Regions from separate parts of the Mus musculus genome. Here all the other regions are linked to region 3. Evidence: chromatin loops called from intact Hi-C (ENCODE). Cell type or tissue: heart. All regions are shown on one strand. Region 1 holds the start of Cplane2 (ciliogenesis and planar polarity effector 2). Region 2 has its middle 9.9 kb from the start of Gm13056. Region 3 holds the start of Fbxo42 (F-box protein 42).

Region 1 (8,000 bases), 66 kb before region 3:
AATGCCTGAGGAGAATTGGGATCCGCCATTCAGAAGTGGAATCGGGGGGTGGGGATGGGAAGGGTTAAGAAGAAGACATACATCTCCACCCTGTGGGTCACCACTGTGACAGGAAGGCTCGGCCCCTGACCTGAGAGACTCCTCAGACTCAGGACGTAAACAGTCTTGCTCTGCAGTAGTCCTTGGTAGACCAGGCAGAGTTGGCCCTCGCCAGGAGAAAGGAGTCTCACTGCTTGTAGAGGGAGACCTCAAAGGTCCTGGGACATATGATGGAGCAGAAACTTAACTGTGGCATGGGAAAGTCTTGAACTTTAATACCAACTAGACATGAGGTATGTGGCCACCACTGTCTCTAGTACCAATCCAAACAACACAACTTCTCGAGGAAATGGCATGATTATATATAAAGCCCCACTAATATAGTCAGGGCGAAGTTCTTTTTTTTTTTTTAATTTATTTTAAATTTATTTTATTAATATATGTAAGTACACTGTAGCTGTCTTCAGACACTCCAGAAGAGGGAGTCAGATCTTGTTGCAGATGGTTGTGAGCCACCATGTGGTTGCTGGGATTTGAACTCTGGACCTTCGGAAGAGCAGTCGGGTGCTCTTACCCACTGAGCCATCTCACCAGCCCCAGGGCGAAGTTCTTGTCCCCATCCCATGGAAGGACACCAAGGCAAAGCTGAGGGTTAAACTCACTCACCAGTGGTCTCATGGTGTACTATAGGCACTTCCAGGCCGGCCAGCTTTGCCACCAGTGCTGTCTTGCCCACACCACTCTTCCCGGACACAAAGATCTTATAGCTGGCGGTATCAATGACCACGGAAGGGGGCAGCACCGGGCGTTCAAGCAACCCTGTGGCAAGAAGGGAGTCAGGGAGTTGGGAGTCAGTTCTGCACTTGCTCAGATCCTGGGAGAGACACCCTATCTCGAAAGCTAACTAGACAGCTTGGTTCAGCATGCAACCCTGCCCCCAGGGAGGCCCCGGATACACAGAGATGTTCTAGGATCTCACAGTTGATCTGCTTGTCATTGTCAACTGCTCTGGAACTTGGTTGGGGACATGAATGACGCACTCCTCTGGTCACATTTTGTTGCTAACACAGATAAAACTCTGGGTGTTGGGGCTGGAGAGGTGGCTCAGCAGTTAAGAGCACCAGTAGCTCTTCCAGAGGTCCCGAGTTCAAGTCCCAGGAACCACATGGTGGCTCACAACCATCTGTAATGGGATCCAATGCCCTCTTCTGCGCATGTAGGTGTACATGCAGATAGAACACTGATATATAAAATAAATACATCTTTTTTTAAAGATTTATTATTTATTTATATGTAAATACACTGTAGCTGTCTTTAGACACTTTTTTTCTCTCTCTGGCCCTGCTCACTCTGGCCTAAAGATTTAAAGATTTATTTATTTATTATATGTAAGTACACTGTCACTATCTTCAGATACACAAGAGGGCATCAGATCTCACAGTCCCAGGCCACATTCCTGACCTCATGCTTTTTTTAAAAAGTGAGTTATTAGGCAGAGGCAGGTGGATTTCTGAGTTCGAGGCCACTTGTCTACAGAGTGAGTTCCAGGACAGCCAGGGCTACACAGAGAAACCCTGTCTCGAAAAACAAAACAAAACCAAAAAAAAAAAAAAAAGTAAGTTATTTACAAATCATGGTCACTGCCCATGATTAGCCCAAAACTTCACAAGATATAACCAATGTGAGGTTTTTATTAAGCATTTATTTATTATCATGTATATTATGATACGGGTGTGTGTGTATGTCACATTAGACATGTGAAGTTGTAGAGTTGGCTTTCTCCCTTAGCATGGCTTCTAGGGACCCCAGGCTGCCAACCTTTTGCAGCAAGCACTTCACTGGCTGAGCCATTTCACTGTCCCCCAAACACAAAGCTTTTTGTTGTTGTTTTTGTTTTTGGAGACAGGGTTTCTCTGTATAGCCCTTGCTGTCCTGAAATTCACTTTGTAGACCAGGCTGGCCTTGAACTCAGAAATCTGCCTGTCTCTGCCTCCCAAGTGCTGGGATTAAAGGTGTGAGCCACCACCAGGCTTGTTGTTTTTGTTTAAAGACTTATGCATCTATTTTGATGAGTGCCTGCATTGGTGAATGCATAATGCATGCCTGGTGCCGGCAGAGGCTAGACAAAGGGGTTGATTCCCTGGGTCTGGAGAGACAGGCAGTTGTATCTGCCATGTGGATGCTCGGAATTCAACCTAGGCCTTCTGGAAAGGCAGCTAGTACTCTTAACTGCAGAGCTATCTCTCCAGCTCTTCCAGCTCCCAGCCCCCCTTTAAGTTTGATTTTTTTTTTTAAGACAGGGTTTCTTAGCTGTCTTGGAACTCACTCTGTAAAACAGGCTAGCCTCAAATTCAGAACTCATACATTCGCCTGCCTCTGCCTCCCAAGTGTTGGTATTAAAGACATGTGCCACCACTTTCTGGTGTGATTTTTTTAAAAGATTTATTTATTATATATACTGTGTTCTCCCTGCATGTATGCCTGCACACCAGAAGAGAGGACTAGATCCCATTACAGATGGTTGTGAGCCACCATGTGGATGGTGGGAATTGAACTCAGGACCTCTGGAAGAGCAGTCAGTGCTCTTAACCACTGAGCCATCTGTCCAACCCCAATACTGTTACTATTCAATCTGGCTTTCTTATACATAAAAATATATCTTAGGCCAGGCAGTGGTGGCGCACACCTTTAATCCCAGCACTTGGGAGGCAGAGGCAGGTGGATTTCTGAGTTCCAGGCCAGCCTGGTCTACTGAGTGAGTTCCAGGACAGCCAGGGCTATACAGAAAAACCCTGTTTCGGAAAAAAATTAAATTAATTAAAAAAATATATATATATATTACAATTTCTTCTTTAATAGGGAAATATAAGCAAAAATATTTACAGCTACTACAAATAAATCCCCAAACCAACTCATTGGGATCTTTATGAGTTCTTAAAACTGCACAGCAGGAGCTGGAGAGATGGCTCAGCACAGGCTGCTCTTCCAGAGTTCAATTCTCAGCACCTACATGGATGGTGTCTCACACTGTTTCCTCTTCTGGTCTGCAGACATTCATGCAGACAGAGCCCTCATATACATAAAATAAATAAATAGAAAGTTGAATAGGCAGGACATGGTGTGGTGATGCGTGACTTTGATCCCAGCACTTAGAAGATAGAGGCCAGGTGGATCTCTGTGAGTTTGAGGTCAGCCTGGTCTACATAACCAGTACTGGATACACAACAATGAATACTGGCAACATAGTGAAACGCTTTCTGAAACAAGGTTGCAAGGTTGCTGTGCAAAGTGCCCAGCAGAGGGCATGACCCCAAGTGAGGGCTCAGTCAACAGCATCTCTGGTGACAGTTGCTGTTGGCAGGCATGGGCTGTTTCCAGGTTCCTGGCTCTGTTGGTGGAATTAGCTTTAAGGAGATTTGGGGAAGGGGGCCTGAGACTAGAGGCTAGAGGCGGCACCCAGGAGACCTCGATGGTCAGAAGTGCTGTGGGGCAGGTTCCACAGATCTGTTCCTGCCGCCCCAGGGAGTGTCAAGAGTGTACTAGTGGCACGTGGTGAGGTCTGGGGGACGGGGGTGGGGTGAGGTGGGGTGCCGCTTACCAAACTCCCGCCGGCGATTCTTGCGCAGGATGCAGGCTAAGTACTCCTTACCCTCGACCGTCTCATGCCAGTCTGGGACAATCACCGAACCGTGCATGGGAGGTCTGGCCATGCTTGAGTACGCCAGTAAGGTAAGGATGTGTCCGAATACTGGGAGTAGAAGTGGAGAGAGGGCCAACCATTATCGCAAGGCGACTCCGAGGTCCTTAATCTCTCTCTGGCTTTCCTTTGGAACCTGGATCCCCATCCCGAAGGTGCATTTCTATAGCCCCATCCTTCTACATTGCTCTCTGGGGAACTAACCCATCCTTGTCCTGGGAAGGTATTTCCACAAGTCCCCTCTGCCTTATCTCCTTCCGAGCCCCACTTCGCCTCTACCCCCTCAATTCCGACTCCCGGGACCACCAACCTTCACAGTCCCCGCCAGCAGGGTGACGATTTAAAAGCCCGCCCTTCTTTTCTGTCCTGCCAGCAGAGCCTGCTTCCGTCAGGTCAAGACGCTGACCACGAAGCGCATGCGCAGAAATGTTGCCATGGCGACGCAGGCGGAGGCGGGGCTCCTGAATTCCGGCGGGTCTTTGTAGGTTTTGCAAGGTCTGCAGCTCCTTCCCTAAGCAGGATCTTTCTTATTCGACTTTACCAATGTGAGCTCATATTTTCCTATCAAACATGATCATCTCCCCCAGAAAGGAGGCTTCATCAGTTTTCTGAGCCTCTTAAGTTTCCTTTTCTACAAAATGGATATTATTTCCTTTCTTTTTTTTCTTTCCCTTTCTCCTCCTCTTCTTCTACCTCCTCCTCTTCCTCCTCCTCTTCCTGCTCCTCCTCCTCTCTTTTCTCATCCCTCTCCTCCTCCTCCTCCTCCTCCTCCTCCTTCTCCTCCTCTTCCTCCTCCTCGAGACAGGGTTTCTCTGTATAGTAGCCTTTACTGTCCTTAAACACTCTCTGTAGATCAGGCTATCCTTGAATTCACAGAAACTCCCCTGCCTCTTAGTGCTGGGATTAAAGGCATGTGCTACCATGTCTGGCCATTTATTTATTTACCTTCACAGGGTTCTTTACAACCATGCTGGGCAGCAAAGCTCAGCAGGTTTAGTTCTTACGCTCCTGTTATTAACATCACAGCTCCATCAACCCTGCCCAGCAGGTCCAGAGTCAAATACCTCTGGATTGAGGCTTCAAGGGGCTTTGTAAGAGGTCTGAATAAAGAGCCATTTGTCTACTAATTGATTTATTCATTCTTGTCATTCAACAATGACCAAGCCCCAACTGTGTGCCCAGCATCTGGTTGGTGCTGGGAAGCAAGGGTGAGCCAGAAGTCCTGCCCTCGGACTGGATGCTCCGGCCCGGACCTGTGAGCAACCCCAAAGATGGCAGCTCAGGAAATGCCTGTGAGCTGCACAAGATGAGCGGGTGTTTGAGACACTCTGAGTGACGTCTGTCATCTTCACCAGCATCTCGAGCAGCGTCTTCAAGGAGGGCCAGCCACTGCTTTGCAAGGAATGAGTTAAGTAGACTCCGTGAGGGCCGCTTGCCCTGGAGTCTGTGGACACTCATCTCTATATAAACAGCTTCATGTCTTTGCTACTCCAGATGAGGTAGCTGGAACACACCTCGTCAGTGGAAAAACAGACTCAGAAGCCTGGGTTACCTGACTCTAAAAACATGTTATCTATCCGGCCAGACTGGGTTCTGGGTTTTCAAGACTTCACCCTCGGCACCTAGGAGTGCTAGTGAAGTCAATAGCAGCAAGGAGGTCACAGACCCACGGAGGCAGACGGAGGTGGGCAAGGGAGGAGGGTGCAAGAGAGGGTGCTTCGGTCCCTGCCTTACGAGGCAGCAAGGCTGTGCAAGAGGAAACCATTTCTACTGGAGTCTGTGGCTGGACGGAACCCATTGCACATGCTCCTGAGATGAGGCCCTTTCTGTAGTGGCAGAGATCTGTCAATCACAGACCAGAAAGATTTAGATCTGAGTCGTCTTTGGGCTTCTAGACTTCATACCCAGCCTCGCCAAGGTCTGGTTTGAATCTTGGAAATCTCTAAATGAATCTGCACATTTAATGCTTGCACTGTAATGCTCTGATAGCACTGCATAGACTGGGGGCTCAAACAACGGACAAGTGTTTCCGTGGAGGCTGGAATAACCGACCTCACTGCCGGGTTGGTTTCTGCCACTGCCTTCTCCATGTGTAACAACAACATGGCCTCTTCTCTGCTCGGTCCTCTGCTGCTATTTCCTATTTTTGGAGACAAGCTCTCACTGTGTACTCTAGATTGGCCTGGGGAACTCCTGGTCCTTTTGCCTCAGCCTCTTGGGTGCTAGAATTACAAGTGTGTACCGCCATAATGGTGTCTGCTGCTCACACACACCCTCTCTTGTTTTTGTTTTATACACACACACACAATTATACACAGGGTCTCACTATGCAATCTTGGCTAGTCTGGAACTTGCTACGTAGACCAGGCTGGCCTAGAACTCACAGATCTGCCTGCCTCTGCCTTCTGAGTGCTGGGCTAAAGAACACTGGACACCATACCTTAGACATGCACTATCTAGTTCCACCAGGGGCCCCACCATTATGATCTGCTTTAATCTTAACTCCCTGCTTAAAGGATTCATCTCTAAATACAATCCTATTAAGTTAGGGTTTTGTAGAGACACCAGTCAATCCACAGCAGGGCCTAAGACCTTGGTTAAATATACACCGCCGCTGGAGACAGGCAGCCAACCAACATGAACTGAGGATAACCAACCAGTTCAGAACTGTGCTTAAGGTACTTGTGGGCTCTCCTGGCGTGCTGGGTTCTAATCTCCTGTATTCTTTAACCTCTAAATTCTCACTCCCCCCTCCCCAACTTCGGTAAGTTGTTTCTCTTTCTAAGACTAAGGCAAAGCAGGTGGGCCATGCCACCTCCCCCACCAGCCCCCCCAGCCCCCCCCACCCCCAGCGCCCAGGCGTCCTCTGATTTACTCCTCTCAGTTTGCCATCCCCACATGTATTTATCAAGCACCTCTGGACAAGGGCACCAGATAGCCATGGAGCAGGATTCCTCAAGGCAGGAACATGTCACCAGCCTAGAGTAGATGGGAGGTCTAGGTGGGCAGGCCTGGCCTTGCATGAGGCTGGATGAAAGCAAGAAATGTACAGCCCTGCCTGAGCATCCTGAGGTGCAGATAGGAAAGCAAACTAGAAACCCCTACTGGCTCCTCAGAGCTTCAGGAGTAACACTTGGTCTCCCCCCTCTGGCTCAAGATGTGTTCGTGAACATACAAGTCTTCAAGTCTTGACTGGCTTCCCACAAGGCGTCCCAGACTCCCTCAGGCCACTCTCCAAACTCAAAGTGCAGCCAGTTCAGTCAAAGGCTGAGCTGACATCATGATGGCCCTCCAGGAATGGAGAGCGACTCCCCTAACTGAGGGGGAGAGGAGGCCCAGACCAGAGTATCAGAGAAAGAGGCTCTGAAGGAGGCTGGTGAGGTGGCATAACGGACGGTGGGTATCGGATGTGAGTGGTCTGGCGAGAGGTGGGCACTGTCAGTCATGGGCGAGTGGAGACTCCCTGGTTACAGACAGAGCAAGCAGGGCCAATGTCCCTGATGTTCCTTCTACAGGGTCTTCTCTGACCAGCTTCTCCACAGTCACAGCTCTCTCCTAAGGCCTCCTGGGATCACTTAGGCTATGTGTTAGGAGTTAGGCTCCGCAGGTAAGAGCACTCGCTGGCTGCCAAGCCTGATACTGACCTGAGTTTGATCCTTGGGGCCCACCTAGTGGGAGACAAAATTCCTGAGACCCACATGATAGATGGAGAGAACCAACTCACACACTATCTTTTCACTTATCTATGAAGATGCACACACACAGACACACAGAATCACATATGTTGGGAGCCGCCCCCACATTCGCCGTCACAAGATGGCGTTGACATCCTGTGTTCTAAGTGGTAAACAAATAATCTGCGCATGAGCCAAGGGTATTTATGACTACTTGTACTCTGCTTTTCCCGTGAACGTCAGCTCGGCCATGGGCTGCAGCCAATCAGGGAGTGATGCGTCCTAAGTGAAGGGTCACTCCTCCTTAAAGGGGACGGGGTTTTCCGCCATTCGCTCTCGCTGGCATCTCTCTGGCTCTGCGCGCCCGGCGCTCGCTCGCTGCCTAAAGATGTAAACAATAGAGCACGCTCTGCGCTTTGGCGCGCCGGAGCTCTGGCTCCTAAAATTATTGAGGGGCTTTCGTTTTTGGGGCTGGGCGCTGGGCGCTTGCTCTCCTGGCTCCCAAAGATGTAAGCAATAAAGTTTTGCCGCAGAAGATTCTGGTCTGTTGCATCTTTCCTGGCCGGGCGTGAGAACGCGTCTAATAAGAA
Region 2 (8,000 bases), 120 kb before region 3:
TCAGGTCCTCTGGAGAGCAGAAAGTGTCCTCAACTGCTGAGCCATCTCTCCAGCCTCCTCTTTTGTCTTTTTGAGACAGCCGAGGGTGACCTTGGAGTTCAGATCTTCTTAACAGCCCAAGTGCTGCCGGCATGCACCACCACACCTGGCTTTATTAACTGTTTTCGAGACAGGGTCTCGATGTATAGCCCAGTCTGGCCTCAACCTCTCCATCCTCCTGCTCCAGCTTGTAAGGCTGGGATTCCAGGCACACACCATTACAGGTGCTGGCACTGCCACCTTCCAGCCACACTGTTACCATGTAAGGAAACTGAGGCCCAACGGGGATGTGACAGCAGCCGTTTCATAACCCAGCCTGGAGCCCCCTGCCTCTCAAGATCCCTGGCCTTGCCCCTCATATCAGCACTGGGCCACCAGGCCCTGCCAATGACCATTCTCAGCTCAGGGGCAGCACCAGCCAACGTCTTGCAATGGCCATCCTGGTCACCCCCCTGCACCCCGCCCAAGCAGGCGCCTGTACATCCCGTTCTTCTTCATGCTCTGTGGTGAGAATTGCACAGCTCCACTTCCTCCACCCACCCATCTGTTTGTGACAGTCCCCACAGAAGGGAAAACCTGCCCGTGTCAGACCAGGGTCCCTCCTACCCGCATGTCACCCATTCCTTTTGTTCCTTCTCCCAAGAGTCATGAAACATGACCTGGGGAGGCCACTTGAGAAGGGGACCTTGGAACAGGAAAGAGTCTCTTGGGAACAGGAAATAAGTCCTCAGCCCAAGTTCAAACACAGGTCAAAGCTGCAAGAGTGGCCAAGCTGGTCTCTCGGTGCCCAGGACTGCTCAGCCAAGGCAAGACAGCTTCCTCCACAGCCTGAGGACACCCTGGCCACAGGGCCACCACGTTGTTCCTTGGGGACTGAAGGCTGCTGCTGAGGGGAGCAGAGGCGCATGGCTCTGACTCAGGGCTATACAGGCTTGGATGTGACTCCTGCCCCCACAGCCCGGGTCCATGTGTTCTCCATGCAGGGCCACAGCGCTAAAGGACAGGGAGGTCCCTGCCCTCATAGCCCAACAGGGAGAGACAGACAGTAAATGAACCTACAAATGAGCCAACAGGGAACACATGGTGCTGAGGAGAAGGGATGAGCACGTGTGCAGCAGCCACCAGGAGGCGAGTGGGTGGCACCTAAGGCCTGAGCTGTAAGGAGAAATCGAGGACGGTCTGCAGGGAGGCAGAGGCATACACCCCCCCACCCCCACCCCACCCCACCCCACCCCACCCCCACCCCCACCCCCACCCCACCCCCCAGACAGGGTTTCTCTGCGTAGCTCTGGCTGTCCTGGAGCTCACTTTGTAGACCAGGCTGGCCTCGAACTCAGACATCCGCCTGCCTCCCAAGTGCTGGGATTAAAGGCATACATTTTTTGTAACTTTTTTGTTTGTTTGTTTTGTTTTGTTTTGTTTTATTTCAAGACAGGGTTTCTCTGTATATCCCTGGCTGTCCCGGAGCTCACTCTGTAGACCAGGCTGGCCTCGAACTCAGAAATCCGCCTGCCTTTGCCTCCCGAGTGCTGGGATTAAAGGCGTGCGCCACCACGCCCGGCACAACCTATTTTTAATAAGGGTTCAACCGCTCCTGTAGCCCAGCACCCAGCAGAGGTGGTGGAAGAGAAGAGCTATGAGGATGTGGAGGAAGTGGACCTGTTCAGCAATAGTTCTTAGAGGGTGAGCCTGATCTTCATTGGCAGCGGTTCAGTCCTGTAGCAAACACCAAATGCAACTCAGCATCTGCAGAGCAGTCCTCGCAGCAGGCAGACACCAGGCACGAACCAGCAGCTGTAGCTCAATCCTGAAGAAACCACCAGGCTTGCCATCTGGCCTGAAGCAAGGCTGCAGAAGCAGCGAGCTGCCGCAGGAACCTCATGAGCAGTTCTTGAGTGAGTTTCTCTCGATGGCAGCGTTACCACAGGTTGAGTTAACAACGCTCTGTCAGGCGAACCGGAGCGTATGGGTGTCTTTCAACGAATAGCAAAGTTGAACAAACCAATGCTCAGTGCTCATCTCCCACTGTCTGTGGGGTCATATTTCACACTCCTTTATTGTAGCCGATCCCCAGCCCTGTGTAGGCTGCCTCAGACCTTGCTGCTACTGTGAATGAGACCACCTGGGGTGGAGCCTAGATGGCCCTATTGTTCTGTCACCTGCCACTGCTCTCAGCTGCTGCTAAGAGGCTGAACCTGTCCCCCTGAGATATTCCTGAGCTAGCCACAACCTGTGGACTTGGCGACCTAATGCTAATAGCTCTGACAGACTGTTGTTAACAACTTAGTAACAAAGCATCAAGAAGCCTGGCATGGCAGGGGATGGGTCTCCCCGCTTTATAAGCACAGACTCTTAGTAAACTTTGATCAGAAATCTGTCTTGATCTCTTTACTTCTCTCGACATTCTCTCCTATACAGCTCTGGCCTCCCACACAGGAACCCAGTTAGTGTGGCTGCAGGCGGCTATACTTCATCACAGGTCCTTTCACGTGTTTGCTATGCCAAAACATCCTTTCACCTGTGTCTGCTTCAGGAAAACATCCGTTCATTTTATCTTTGTTTTTTGCTTTGTTTTCAAGACAGGTTTCTCTGTGTAGTCCTGGCTGTCCTGGAACTCCCTCTGGAGACCAGGTCTGGAACTCAGAGATCTGCCTACCTCTGCAGAACATGTTGAGTTTTGTTGCTGTTGTTATTGTGGTTGCTGTTGTTTTCCGTGTGCATTGCTGTGTGTCTCCCATATATGTTTAGGTCAGGATGTCAGATCCCCTGGAGCTGGAGAGATGAACAGTTGTGAGCTGCCACGTCGGTGCTGGGAATGAAAGCCAGGCCCTCTGGAAGATCGGCCAGTACCCTTAACCACAGAGCCATCTCTCCAACTCCCAAGAAAGCATTTTAAAAGAGTGATTCTTGGTGGGGGGTGCGGGGGGAGGGAAATAAAATCTAGAATGTAAATAAATAAATAAAAGATTAAAGAGAGAGAGAGAGAGAGAGAGAGAGAGAGAGAGAGAGAGAGAGAGAGAGAGAGACAGGCATGGTGGCACACACCTTTAATCCCAGCACTTGGGAGGCAGAGGCAGGCGGATTTCTGAGTTCGAGGCCAACCTGGTCTATAGAGTGAGTTCCAGGATAACCAGGGCTACACAGAGAAACCCTGTCTTAAACAAACAAATAAACAAAAAGCAGAAATGAATCTTGAGCACAAGAGAACTGGCCCCCTAGTGGCTTGCCTCTTGGCAGCTGGCAAGCACAAGAAAAGGAGAGAAGGAACTGGAGTCACCATTATCTCCTTCAGGAGATGCCGCCGATGAGTCAGTGGTAACAGTTAACTTCCCGCCAGCTGCCTGCACAGCTGTAACGTCACAGATTGTACAAAGCCTTCAGCCCATGGCCTTTAGAAGACATTTCCTCCAAATCATTACAATCAGGAATTGGCTTTATTTTACTTTTTTCCTTTTTTTTTTAAAGATTTATTTATTTGTTATATGTAAGTACATTGTAGCTGCCTTCAGACACAACACTCCAGAAGAGGGCATCAGATCCCATTACAGATGGTTGTAAGCCACCATGTGGTTGCTGGGATTTGAACTCAGGACCTTCAAAAGAGCAGTCAGTGCTCTCTCTCTCTCTCTCTCTCTCTCTCTCTCTCTCTCTCTCTCTCTCTCTCTCTCTCTCTCTCTCTCTCTCTCTCTCTCTCTCTCTCTCTCTCTCTCTCTCTCTCTCTCTCTCTCTCTTTCTCTCATTTTTCCAGGCAGGTTTTCTCTGTGTAGCCCTTGCTGTCCTGGAACTCACTCTGTAGACCAGGCTGGCCTTGAACTCAGCAATCTGTCTGCCTCTGCCTCCTGAGTGCTGGGATTAAAGCCATGCATCACCACTGCCCAGCACTGGTCAGTGCTCTTAACTGCTGAGCCATCTCTCCAGCCCTATTTTATTTTCAAAAAGTTTTTTTTTCCTCCTGCATGTATGTGTACCATGTGCATGCAATGCCCAGGACAGCCAGAAGAGGGCGTCAGATCTCTGGGACTGGAGTTACATATAGTTGTGGGCTGCCATGTGGATGCTGGGAATTGAACCCTGGGCTTTTGCAAGAGCAACCAGTGCTCTTAACCACGGAGCTGCCTCGGGCCCTCTTTATTTTCTTGAGACAGGGCCTTGGGTGTTGCTCAAACAGTTTCTCAAACTCCTGAACGCCTCCCTGTTATCTGAGTTCTCTTGTGGCTCATCCACATCCTTATGCTTTGCTGCATTTTATTCTTATCTCTGTGTTTTGCTGTGACACCATAATTGTCACTTTACCATCGACAAGCATCTGGAGGTTTTTCCTATTTTGACAGTCAGTGGTTAGTCCTGTGAACAACTTCTCTGTGGGGACAACCGGACCCCTTTCTGTTGGGTGCGCGCCAAGGAGAGTGGCAGACGCTGACTCGTGGGATGGCTTGGGCTCAGCCCAGCAGATGCAGTGAGCTGTTCTCAAAGCAGTCGTTCCAACTCACACCCTCTCTCAGGCTTTTCTTCAGGAGAATCCCCCACTGCCTCCACCGACACCAATTCTCCCGACAGTCTGGAGCACCTGCACTTCCCTGTGTACCCAGTAGAGGGAGCCACAAAGTCCCGAGATTAAGAACTGAGTCTTTAACTGCCCAGAGAAGAAAGACACAAGTGGGTGGGTAGAGGGCAGAAGCATGGAGGACTGGAGAGAGGGAGGGAAGGAGAGAAGGGCAGGATTGAGAGCTGGGGAAAGGAAGAGAGAGGGAAGGCAGGAGGGATCCAACAAAGAACACAGTTCGTGGGGCCCTGTGTGCCTCATGCTCTAGAGCCTACGAAGGCTAAAAACTGGGCTTACTGATTCTCAGAGGAGCCACAGGTGCTATGGGCATGGGCTGGGGTTTCATTTTTGTTGTTATTTACCTTTATTTGGTTTTTCAAGATAGAGTTTCTTTGTTTAACAGCCCTGGCTGTCCTGGAACTCATTCTGTAGACCAGGCTGGCCTCAAACTCCAAGAGATCTGCCTCCTTCTGCCTCCCAAGTGCTAGGATTAAAGGCATGAGCCACCACCACCTGACCTTTTAACTGTTTTATTATCTTCTCGTTTCCTCCTGATTGGTTGTTGTTAGGCAGGGGCGGGCTTGTAACTTGGAGCTGCAGAGTTGTTGGGGGAATAACCTAGAAACTGGTGCTAGACGCTGGATTTGTGGGGGATGGGGGTAACCTGGAGACCCAGGTCTTGTTTGTAACCTGGAAACTGGTACTAAGTACCAGGCCTGTTAGTTTACTTGAATTCAAACTTAGGTTCTCTAAGATGGAGTCTGAACACCCCTCCCAAAAATTGGTCTCTCATCAGGACTCCCCACATAAAGAACATGACGGCTAGTCATGTAACATAGAACACAAGAGTTCTCCATGCTAATGAGGTATCTAGGTGGGCCCTGAGGGCCAATAAGCATCCCTTCTTGGATATTCCTGGATATTCCTCCCTGCAAATGGTATTTAATCTCTCTTCCCCCACCCCAACCCACAACCCCTGTGCCCAATTCCTCCAGTTTCCCAGTGGTATCTGGGTATATGGGAGTTAGGGAACAGCAGCTTTCGCCTCAGCTGCATAAGCAGGTTTAAAGAGACCCAAGTTTAAAGAGACATACGTCCCCTTCTCCCTCTAACCTTCTTTTTCTCTTAGGGTGCTGGGAGGAAAAACGGTTGGAAGGGTCAGAAATATAAAAGAACAGAAATAAAACAGATTAAAAGATTATGCAAACACTGCGTTACTGCTTTTGTTCTCTCTCTCTCTCTCTCTCTCTCTCTCTCTCTCTCTCTCTCTCTCTGTGTGTGTGTGTGTGTGTGTGTGTGTGTGTGTGTGTGTGTGAGTGAGTGAAAAATATGGGACAAATAATGGTGTCAGATTCTCCTTCCATCATGTGAGGCTTGGGAACAGCTTGCCACCAGACTTGGCAGCAAGTGGCTTTTCTAACTGAGCCATCTCTCTAGCCCCCCCCCTTTTTTTTTCCCTAGAGACTTATTTTATATTTTTCATTTATTTATATGTGTGCCTGTCTGTGTATAGGTGTGTGCACATGAATGCAGATGCCATCAGAGGCCAGAAGAGGGCGCCAGATCCACTGGAGCTGGAGTTACACGTCACTTCACTTACTTTTCTACTGCTATAACATAAAACACCATGACCAAGGCAATTTGTAGAAGGAAGGCTTTATTTGGGGCTCATGGTTCTGGAGGGTTAACATCCATGATAATAGAACAGGAGCAACAGGCACCATGGTTGGAGTCGGTGCTGAGAGTAAGCCTCAAGCACCAAGAAGGAGCACACTGGAGATGGTGTATGGCTTTGAAAACTGAAAGTCCTCCCTGGTGACACAGCTCCTCAAACAGGACACACCTCCTGTTATGGTTTCTATTTGCTTGGCCCAGGAAGTGGCACTATTTGGAGGTGTGGCCTTGTTGGAATGGTTGTGGCTTTGTTGGAGTAGGTGTGTCACTGTGGGCATGGGCTTAATACCCTCATCCTAGTTGCCTGGAAGTCAGTCTTCCACTAGCAGCCTTCAGATGAAGATGTAGAACTCTCAGCTCCTCCTGCACCATGCCTGCCTGGATGCTGCCATGTGGCCCGCCTTCATGATAATGGACTGAACCTTTGAACCTGTAAGCCAGCCCCAATTAAATGTTGTCCTTATAAGAGTTGCCTTGGAGCCGGGTGTGGTGGGGCATGCCTTTAATCCCAGCACTTGGGAGGCAGAGGCAGGCGGATTTCTGAGTTCGAGGCCAGCCTGGTCTACAAAGTGAGTTCCAGGACAGCCAGAGCTATACAGAGAAACCCTGTCTCAAAAAACCAAAACAAACAAACAAAGAGTTGCCTTGGCCATGGTGTCTGCTCACAGCAGTAAAACCCTAACTAAGGCACCTCCTTAGCCTACCCTAACAGCACCACCAACCTAGGACCAAGATTCCAATCTCTGAGCCTACAGGAGACACTCTCATTCACACCACCACACAGGTGATTTTGAGATACGTGACCTGTGTGCTGGGAGTCACACAGGTCCTCTCCTAACGACTGTGTAGCTACAGACTTTTCCACCTGTGCCCAGTTCACAAAAAAACAACAAAAAAAACAACAACTCTGAGGTTTATTATTTATGAATAAATACCAGGGACATAAGCTTGGGCTTGCTTGCCAACTAGTGGATAACTTATTAACACATTTATTCTTGTCTATGTGTGCCCCATGGCTGGTTACCTCTCCTCACTTTCCTGCATCTGTTTCCTCAGAGTTTGGGGCTAATCTCTCCTGCCCCCTTCTCAGAAATCCCTCTCTCTCTCTCTGCCGGATGTCCCACCTTCCACTTCCTGCCTCAGCTTATTGGTCATCAGCTATTTATTGACAAGCGATGCTTCCACACAGTACACAAGAGACTCTCTCTACTTTTCCCCCTTTTAGTCCAATCAAAGGCTCTTTCTCTTACAATAATAAATTATAAGCAATAATGACAATTATGAAAACTATCAGGAAAGATTACATTTATGATGTCTGATCTATATGTATCTGGCAACCTTGGAGAAAGTACTCTTTTTTTTTTTTTTTTTTTTTTTTTTTGAGACAGGGTTTCTCTGTGTAGCCCTGGCTGTCCTGGAACTCACTCTGTAGACCAGGCTGGCCTCGAACTCAGAGATCCGCCTGCCTCTGCCTCCCAAGTGCTGGGATTAAAGGCGTGCACCACCATGGCTGGAGAAAGTGTTCTATCAGCTATCCTATCCTGGAAGGCTCAGAGTTCTATACCTAAAATGATTTCTTTTTTCTTTTTTTTTATTCCTTTTATTTTTATTTTTTTAAAGATTTATTTATTTATTATATGTAAGTACACTGTAGCTGTCTTCAGACACACCAGAAGAGGGCATCAGATTTCATTAGAGATGGTTATGAGCCACCATGTGGTTGCTGGGATTTGAACTCGGGACC
Region 3 (8,000 bases):
GTCCAAAAAAAAAATTTTTTTAAAGTGTCACTCAGAAATTGCCTCATTCAGAATCGGCAAAACGTTCACTAATGTGGATGCTTGCTGCCTGCACCTGTGACTCGCTCAGACAGACTCTCCCTAGGCTGCTAGATCGTTGACAGTTCAGAAACTATAACTGGGGCATGCATGCTGTGTAGGAAGCATCATGACGATGAATGAATAAAAGGGGAAAGAACTCAGGACAAAGACTTTAAGTATTCCTAAGCCATTCGTGGCAATGCACACCTAGAATCCCAGCCCTAGGGAAGGCAGGAGGAGGATGGGGAGGCCCCGGACTAGCAAAAGCTACTTACTGACACAAGAAAGAAATAAACAACAGCTGGATTCTCCACTCCAAGTGTGTGTGTGTGTGTGTGTGTGTGTGTGTGTGTGTGTGTGTGTGTGTGTGTGTGTGTGTAGGGGGAAGGGTTCCATGTCCTCTTCTAAACTCTTGAGGGCACCAAGAAGCACATGCTCAATACACATACATGCAGGAAAAACATCCATACACATAAAATAAATCTATAAATAAATAAACAAGCCTGGTGGTGGGGGCACATGCCTTTAATCCCGGATCTCTGTGAGTTCAAGGCCAGCCTGGTCTACAGAGTGAGTTCCAAGACAACCAGGGCTATGTAGTGAGATCCTATCTCAAAATAAATAAATAAATAAATAAATAAATAAATAAATAAATAAATAAATAAATAAATAAAATAAAAAATAAATAAATGAAGGAAAGAAATGACTGGGTTGGAGAGATGGCTCAGTGGTTAAGAGCACTGACTGCTCTTCCAAAGGTCCTGAGTTCAAATCCCAGAAACTACAGATGGTGGCTCACAACCATCTGTAATGAGATCTGACGCCCTCTTCTGGTGTGTCTGAAGGTAGCTGCAGTGTACTTATATATAATAATAAAAAAGAAAAGAAAAGAAAGAAAGGAATGACTAACAGACTAGGCGAAGCTCTGAGAACCTCCCTTCTCTCCCCTAGTTGGAAGAGCACACTTACTATACTACCATAAGCACACTGATTTTCTTGTCTGGCTTTCCAACCAGACTCAAACAATTTTTAGATAAAAAAAGCTGTCCTTGGAAATCATCAGTACCTCCTTCCTCAGTGCCCAACACATAGAGGACCTTTTAATAGATATTTTACTGAAAATATAGCCTTCTATTTCTCTTGTACTGTTTTGGTTTTTGGGTTTGGGTTTTGTTTAGTTTTTTTCATAATAGTCTCATTATGAAGCCCTGGTTATCCTGGAACTCACTATGTAGACCAGGCTGGCCTCAAACACACAGAGATCTGCCTGCCTCTGCCTCCTGAGTGCTGGAATCAATGGCCTGCCCTGCTGTGACCACCTATTTTACATATTTCAGAGTGTGCACTTTGAGAGCACTTTCACAAACCTTATCTCTTTTCATCTACATAATTACCTTGTAAAGTGGGAATCGGTATTATTGAACCAAGGAGTTTGGGTTTTATTAAGAATTGTTAACTCACTAACTAAAATGCCCTGAAAACACAGTCACTCAGCTCATCTCTAAACAGCTTCCCTGGAGACTTCAGCATGCTTATAACCCCAGGCTTTGCCAGTCTTTCCTTTGCCAGGTCTTTACAGAAGGCAGCCATCACACAGCTACATAAAATGATATTCGACACTAAGAAGCACCCTAGGAGCTGGGCAGTGGTGGCACACACCTGTAATATGTGGCACTCAGGAGACAAAGGCAGGCAAATCTTTGAGTTCAAGGCCAGCCTGGTCTACAGAGTGAATTCCAGAGCAGTCAAGGCTATACAGAGAAGCTCTGCTCAAAAAAAAAAAAAAAAAAATCAAAAATATAAATAAAATGTTGAAGAAGCATCCTAGGATTGGAGAGATGGCTCAGTGGCTAAAAGTGCCTTCTGATCTTACAGAGGATTCAGTTTGCTCTCCTAACACCCAAACTAAATGGCACTCCCCAGCTCCAGGGGATCTGATGCCTCTGCTAACACATGGACATTTTTTTCCTCTCTACTGTCCTTCTCCTCCCCTCCCCCATACACACACACACACATACACACACACACACAATTTTTTAAATAATAAGTGTTTAAAAGAAAAAGAATGCAGGGGCTGGACAGATAGTTAAACTGTCTCTTCCTCTAGACGACCTGGGTCCAATTCCCAGCACCCACATGGCAGCTCACAACTGTCTGTAACTCCTGTTCCCAGGGGATGGATACAGGCACTAGGCATGCAAATGGGAATACAGGGGCATGCTGGCAAAGGTACCCATAAATGTAAACTAAAAAAGGTAACTCTAAAACCAAACAAACAAACATGCCATCCTTTGCAGTTTTCCTGAGCTTTCTCATGTTGCACCTGAGACACGTAAGGAAACAAGCCGAAATGCTGTGCAGTGAATGATGTCCCAGCATTCCACCAAAACCTGATGCTGTAGTACAGCGGTGAGACAGATGGGGGGGGTAGGGGGGGAGAGACATGACATGATGTCAAACCACCACTGATTCCACAATCCTCTATTAGCAAAATAATAGGCAGAGTGGCCCTCTGAGTCCCTACTCCTGGCTCAACATACATCTTTAGTTAAGATACTAAGGAGATCTACACACTTCTATAAAAAAGAAAACGGATTTAAGAAAGGGAAAAATGGTCAAAGAGCTAGCTAATATTAAATGAACTAATTGCCATCTTAACTTAATACTTGTCACTAAGGGGAAGTGCATACATAAAGCTCTCACGGTTCAATGTAGAATGAATGCTATAGTAAATTGGGCTTATTTCTTAAGCAAACAGCTACGGGATATAAACTGATTATCATGCAACAGAAAGGACACCCGACCAGACTAGACAATTGAATACTCTCTGTCAGAAATATGACACAAGGGGCATCCCTGTCCAGCTTAAGAGCTACAGACTGAATTCTAAGTGATGGTATCTCTTCGCCAATTTATCCTTGTCCCTTTAAATCCATGATGTCATCATTCTTAAACACAAGCAAAACCCGATGTGTTACAAAAGACGTTTGGTGTGTCCAAGCAAAAGAGATGGCCCCGACAATTCACAACAGCACAAATCCATGTGAAGCCATTCTTGCTCCATGAAAAGGCCACCCGGCATCAAACATCTTCTCTACCCTAAAGAAATGAAACTAAAGACTCTCAATTACTACCACTTAAACAACAACAAAAAAGTTCCGAGAAAAATAAATAAATAACAAAAATAATCGAGTGTTGCCTCCGGCAAGTGAAACCCAGTAATGTGTCTGTCTGGTTCTGTATCTTAGATCCATCGGAACGCTGCCACTGTAAAGTCCAAACGCTTTGGCAACTGAGAAACGAAACATGGCTTTTCCTACTAAAACTCCGAGGATCCAACAGACAAAGCAACCGGCTTATTCCAAAGGTTTCCAACCAACTCCAGCATCTCAAGTTTTCTCAGCTGAAGCTACCAGGCTCTCTCACCTAATTGTGGTTTTCTTGATTTACAAACTCGTTGCCACCCTCCACGGACAATTCTCACCGGGGCAAGCCTTCTTCAGTCACAACGTGGACTGCTGTCTCCAGCCAGGAGAGCTGCAGTTCCCACTAAGAGAACACTCAGACGGCTAGGGGTCAGGGAAGGAACTGCTTGTGTTTTATTTCGTCAGCCGATTCCCCAAAAAAATCATCTCTTGGGCAGCTGCAGCTTCTGAGACGCCCGCCGGCCCCCTCGCCGCAGCCCCAATTCAGGAGGGCAGCAAGCGGGCTCCCGCTCTTCACCGAGGACTTCAGGGTTTCAGGGGGCGGGGTGAGGCTCCATGACACCCCGAAAGCCATTCTCCACCCCCTGACCGCGCATCCTTTCCCGGCCTGGAGGAGGACCCGGACCACCCTGCTGAGGAGAGGGCACAGGTCTGCGCCCATCCCGAGAGCTGGCTGCAAAGGGGCGCACGTCCCCACCTTAGCCTGGGAAGCCGAGGATGACGACAGCAAGACCCCAGGCCCGCCAAGACCCACGCCCGCGCAGGACACGGGGCCCGCGCCGGACTCGGGGTGCCCCGGGGTCCCCGGGCATGAAGCGCAAGAGGCGTCGGCGCCTGGCCGCGGCCCCGCACCGGGAGAGGCCTCACCTGGCCCAGACCGCTCCGCGCTCTCGGTTTCGCGTCTCCGGCGACGGTGGCGAAGGAGCCAGGGCCGGGGCCAGAGCACAGCCGCTCTGCCTCAGGCCGGTGCTTGCTGTGCTCGGGGGATCTTCACCGCTGGCGGAACCCGGGGTCGCCCGGAGCCGCCATCTTCCTCCACTCAAACGCCGCCGCGGCTACCACCGCCGCCGCCGCCGTCCCTGATGCCACCGCCGCTGCTGCTCAGACCGGGAGACGACAGCGCGCAGTGCGCATGCGCTGAGGCGGGGCGCGGAGGAAGCGCGCGCGCGCGCACACACGTCAGCGTGACCGGCCTTCCGCGCGGCGGCCGCTGGGCGGCGCCATATTGAGAAGGGCCGAGGGCGCGGAGCTTTCTAGGACTCTTATCAGGATCGGCGCGGCTGAGCGCTGGTATCTGAGCTGTTTTTCCGATTGTTTGATAGTGCAGACTTAGATTAAGGCACTTGTGCCCCCAGGTACCCACGGGTTGAGCGTAGAGAAAGGGCAATGGGGAACGGAAGTGCCTTTTAGATATCCCCAGGGAGAGGAAGCTCCCGGCGTTGGAGCCTCTGGAAACTGTAGCAGCAGCTATGTTGCTACCAACTTTAAAAAAAAAAAAAAAAAAGAGGAAACCCAGTCTCAAAACTCCCGGTGTAGAGCGGAGCCTGGGAGGAAACAAGCCTGTGTGTTTCTCTGTGCTTCCCAGTGTGGCCATCACCGAGGAGTGGGGTCCCGCTCCCACAAAAGAGTCTCACTTCAAGAAAGCTGTGTGTAGGTGAGAACCTTCTAGAACCCATCCCTGCAGATGTGGTTTAAGGAAATGCCAGACATAGAGAGCTCAAGCTCTTGTGCAATTGGAGCATTCTGAGACATCAAGCGAATAGCCCTGGGATAAAGTAGACCTAGGCTTGTATAGCCCGTGAGACGTGGTACTAGGTCAAAAGTACCACGAGGCTTGGTGACACTCCTTTAAGTCCAGTTATGCAGGAGGTTTAAGGGCGAGAATTGCTTGATCCAGGAGTTTGAATCTACTTTGAGGAACCTCAATCTAAAAAAAACATTTATGTTCCTCATATAAACATTAGAAAAAACTCTGGCACGCAGTAAGTGAGAAACTAAGAAATTCCATTGCCCTGGCATGGTGGTTGACTATTAATCCCAGCACTTGGGAAGCAGAGGTAAGTAGATTTCTGAGTTCAAGGCCAGCATGGTCTACATAATGAGACCCTGTCTCAAAGAAAAAGAGAAAGAAGTCTTGGCTTGCAAAATGGCTCAGCAGGTAAGGGTGCTTCCCCCAAGCTTGAAGACCCGAGTTCAATGCCTAGAACCTACATGATGGAGGGAGAAAACCAATGCCAACTCCCACAGTTTCCACCCTGATCTTCATTCTCAAACAATGACACTTGTGAACATACATACAGTAAATATTGCGTGTGCCTGAGCATATCTTGTGCACCACGTGTGTGGGTGCCCTTAGAGGCTAGTAGAGGGTGTCAGATCCCCTGGAACTGGAATTATAGGCAGTTGTGACCCTACCACCGCCATGTGGGTGCTAGGGATTGAACCTGGGTGGTCCTGCAAGAGCAGTACATGTCTTGACCGTCTCTCCAGCCCTGTAATCTAAGTTATAACATGTTCTAAGAACTCACGCTAGGTTGAGATAGCCCAGCAATAAGAATCTGTTTACCGTCAGGCATGGTGGTGCATGCCTTTAATCCCAGCACTTGGGAGGCAGAGGCAGGTGGATTTCTGAGTACGAGGCCAGCCTGGTCTACAGAGTGAGTTCCAGGACAGCCAGGGCTACACAGAGAAACCCTGTCTAGAAAAACAAAAAAAAAGAGAATCTGCTTACCCCTCTCTAGAAGACCTACATTCATGTGCCAGCACCTACAAGCTACTCACAACTGTCTAATACCAGCTCCAGGGGGTCTGACACCCTATTTGACCTCTTTGGGCACCCACCCACACAGCACACACACACTCAAGCATAGATAAAAACAAAATCTAAATATATATATGTATATATATTAAAACAAGGCTGCTACTGGCCTATGGTGGCACACACCTTTAATGACAGCACTCAGAAGGCAGAGACAGGTGAATCTCTGGGTTTGAGGCCAGCCAGGTGTACAGAGTAAGTTCCAGGACAACCAGAGCTCTTCCACAAAGAAGCGCTGACTTGGGGTACAGGTGGGGAGAATTGCTAGGTCATGTTAGAGTTCAAATACAGAACCATTTTACCCTTAGCTCAAAGATAGGCGGGAGTTTTGTTGCTTTGACGAAAAGCTTTATCATTAATATCCATCATATATAGACTAGTACCCAGCGGAGACTCACTGAATATATGTTGAATAAAAGAATGAACTGGAGCCGGGCGTGGTGGTGCACGCCTTTAATCCCAGCACTAGGGAGGCAGAGGCAGGCGGATTTCTGAGTTCGAGGCCAGCCTGGTCTACAGAGTGAGTTCCAAGACAGCCAGGGCTATACAGAGAAACCCTGTCTCGAAAAACCAAAATAAATAAATAAATAATAATTAAAAAAAAAAAAGAATGAACTGGGAATTTGAGAACTAAGAGGGGATTCAGCGGATGCATGTTTAGTGAACACCTACTATGCACCAGAGTGCAGATGCATGTTTAGTGAACACCTACTATGCACCAGAGTGCGGATGCATGTTTAGTGAACGCCTACTATGCACCAGAGTGCGGATGCATGTTTAGTGAACGCCTACTATGCACCAGAGTGCGGATGCATGTTTAGTGAACGCCTACTATGCACCAGAGTGCGGATGCATGTTTAGTGAACGCCTACTATGCACCAGAGTGCGGATGCATGTTTAGTGAACGCCTACTATGCACCAGAGTGCGGATGCATGTTTAGTGAACGCCTACTATGCACCAGAGTGCGGATGCATGTTTAGTGAACGCCTGCTATGCACCAGAGTGCGGATGCATGTTTAGTGAACAGCTACTATGCACCAGAGGGCGTGCCATATCTGTCTGTTTGTGGTTTTCTGTTTGAGATAGAGTCTCACAGTGAAGTCCTAATTTGCCTGGAGCTCTCTTTGTAGACTAGGCTGGCCTCCAACTCACAGAGATGTACTCAACGTCTACCTCCCATGTACTGGGATCAAAGGTATTTGCCATCATACCCAGCCCATCTGGAGGGTTTTTGAGAGAATTCTTATGCTGTAGAACAGGTTATACTTCCTATGTAGACCAGGCTGCTTCAACCTCCCAAGAGCTGGGATTACAGATTTTATATATGCATATATATAAAGATTTTAACCTATATTTCTGAAAGTGTATGAGGGAGTGGATGGAAGTCAGAGGACAACCCATACATAGCAGTTGGCTGTCTCCTTCCAAGGGAGCAAACTGAGGTGGTCAGGATTGGCAGCCAGTGCCCTTACCTACTGAGCCATCTCACCAGCTTGTGACTTAGGTAAAGTTAACAAGGTCCCTGATACATAAAGAGCCTGTACAAGAAAGACAATAAATATGTGTTCGTATTAACTGCAATACATAGAAAAGTTATTAAAGCGAATTATTTATTACTAATCACAGTTCACGGGTTTTTTTTTTTTATTTTTACAATGTGCATGAGAGGGTGTGTGTGTGCGTTTGCTTGTGTGTGCATGCCATGGCATGTATGTAGAAATCAGAGGACAACTGCAGCTGTCTGTCCTTTCCTCCCACCTCGTTGAGACAGGGCTTCTTTGTTCCCTTCGGAGCATTGCCGGCTCCCTGGCCCATAAGCATCCAGGGATGCTTCTGTCTCACTGTAGGCACACTGCGATCACAGGTACCGTTACAGACAGCAGATGCCACGATGCCCAGATTGAGGTAGGTTCTG

What was found. A loop is a pair of places that touch in the nucleus more often than their neighbours do. Peaks named below come from ENCODE experiments on the same cell type or tissue, not always from the same donor. Only the 100,000 strongest peaks of a DNase experiment are listed, where the experiment ranks them.
Region 1: it touches region 3 in a loop (4-fold over the local background); 21 of 42 quality-filtered maps call a loop at or near these places.
Region 2: it touches region 3 in a loop (12-fold over the local background); 14 of 42 quality-filtered maps call a loop at or near these places.

Annotation. Positions count from the first base shown.
Region 1 is chr4:141,210,110-141,218,109 of GRCm38, reverse strand. It overlaps Cplane2 (ciliogenesis and planar polarity effector 2), which reads right to left and starts at 4,154. Exons shown (of 6, transcript NM_001081174.2): 1 at 4,047-4,154; 2 at 3,638-3,787; 3 at 706-858; 4 at 1-5. The coding sequence starts at 3,749. In heart, CTCF peaks have their summits at 3,328 (motif pointing right) and 4,044; DNase peaks (open chromatin) are centred at 3,529, 4,149, 7,109 and 7,239; H3K4me3 peaks cover 2,507 bases; H3K27ac peaks cover 2,410 bases.
Region 2 is chr4:141,264,587-141,272,586 of GRCm38, reverse strand. No RefSeq gene overlaps it. Among named protein-coding and RNA genes, the nearest start is that of Gm13056, 9.9 kb to the left of the region's middle. In heart, CTCF peaks have their summits at 3,270 and 6,151 (motif pointing right); DNase peaks (open chromatin) are centred at 516 and 4,616.
Region 3 is chr4:141,144,313-141,152,312 of GRCm38, reverse strand. Fbxo42 (F-box protein 42) reads right to left here and starts at 4,391. Exons shown (of 10, transcript NM_172518.3): 1 at 4,134-4,391. In heart, CTCF peaks have their summits at 3,670 and 4,481; DNase peaks (open chromatin) are centred at 3,932 and 4,412; H3K4me3 peaks cover 2,746 bases; H3K27ac peaks cover 2,306 bases.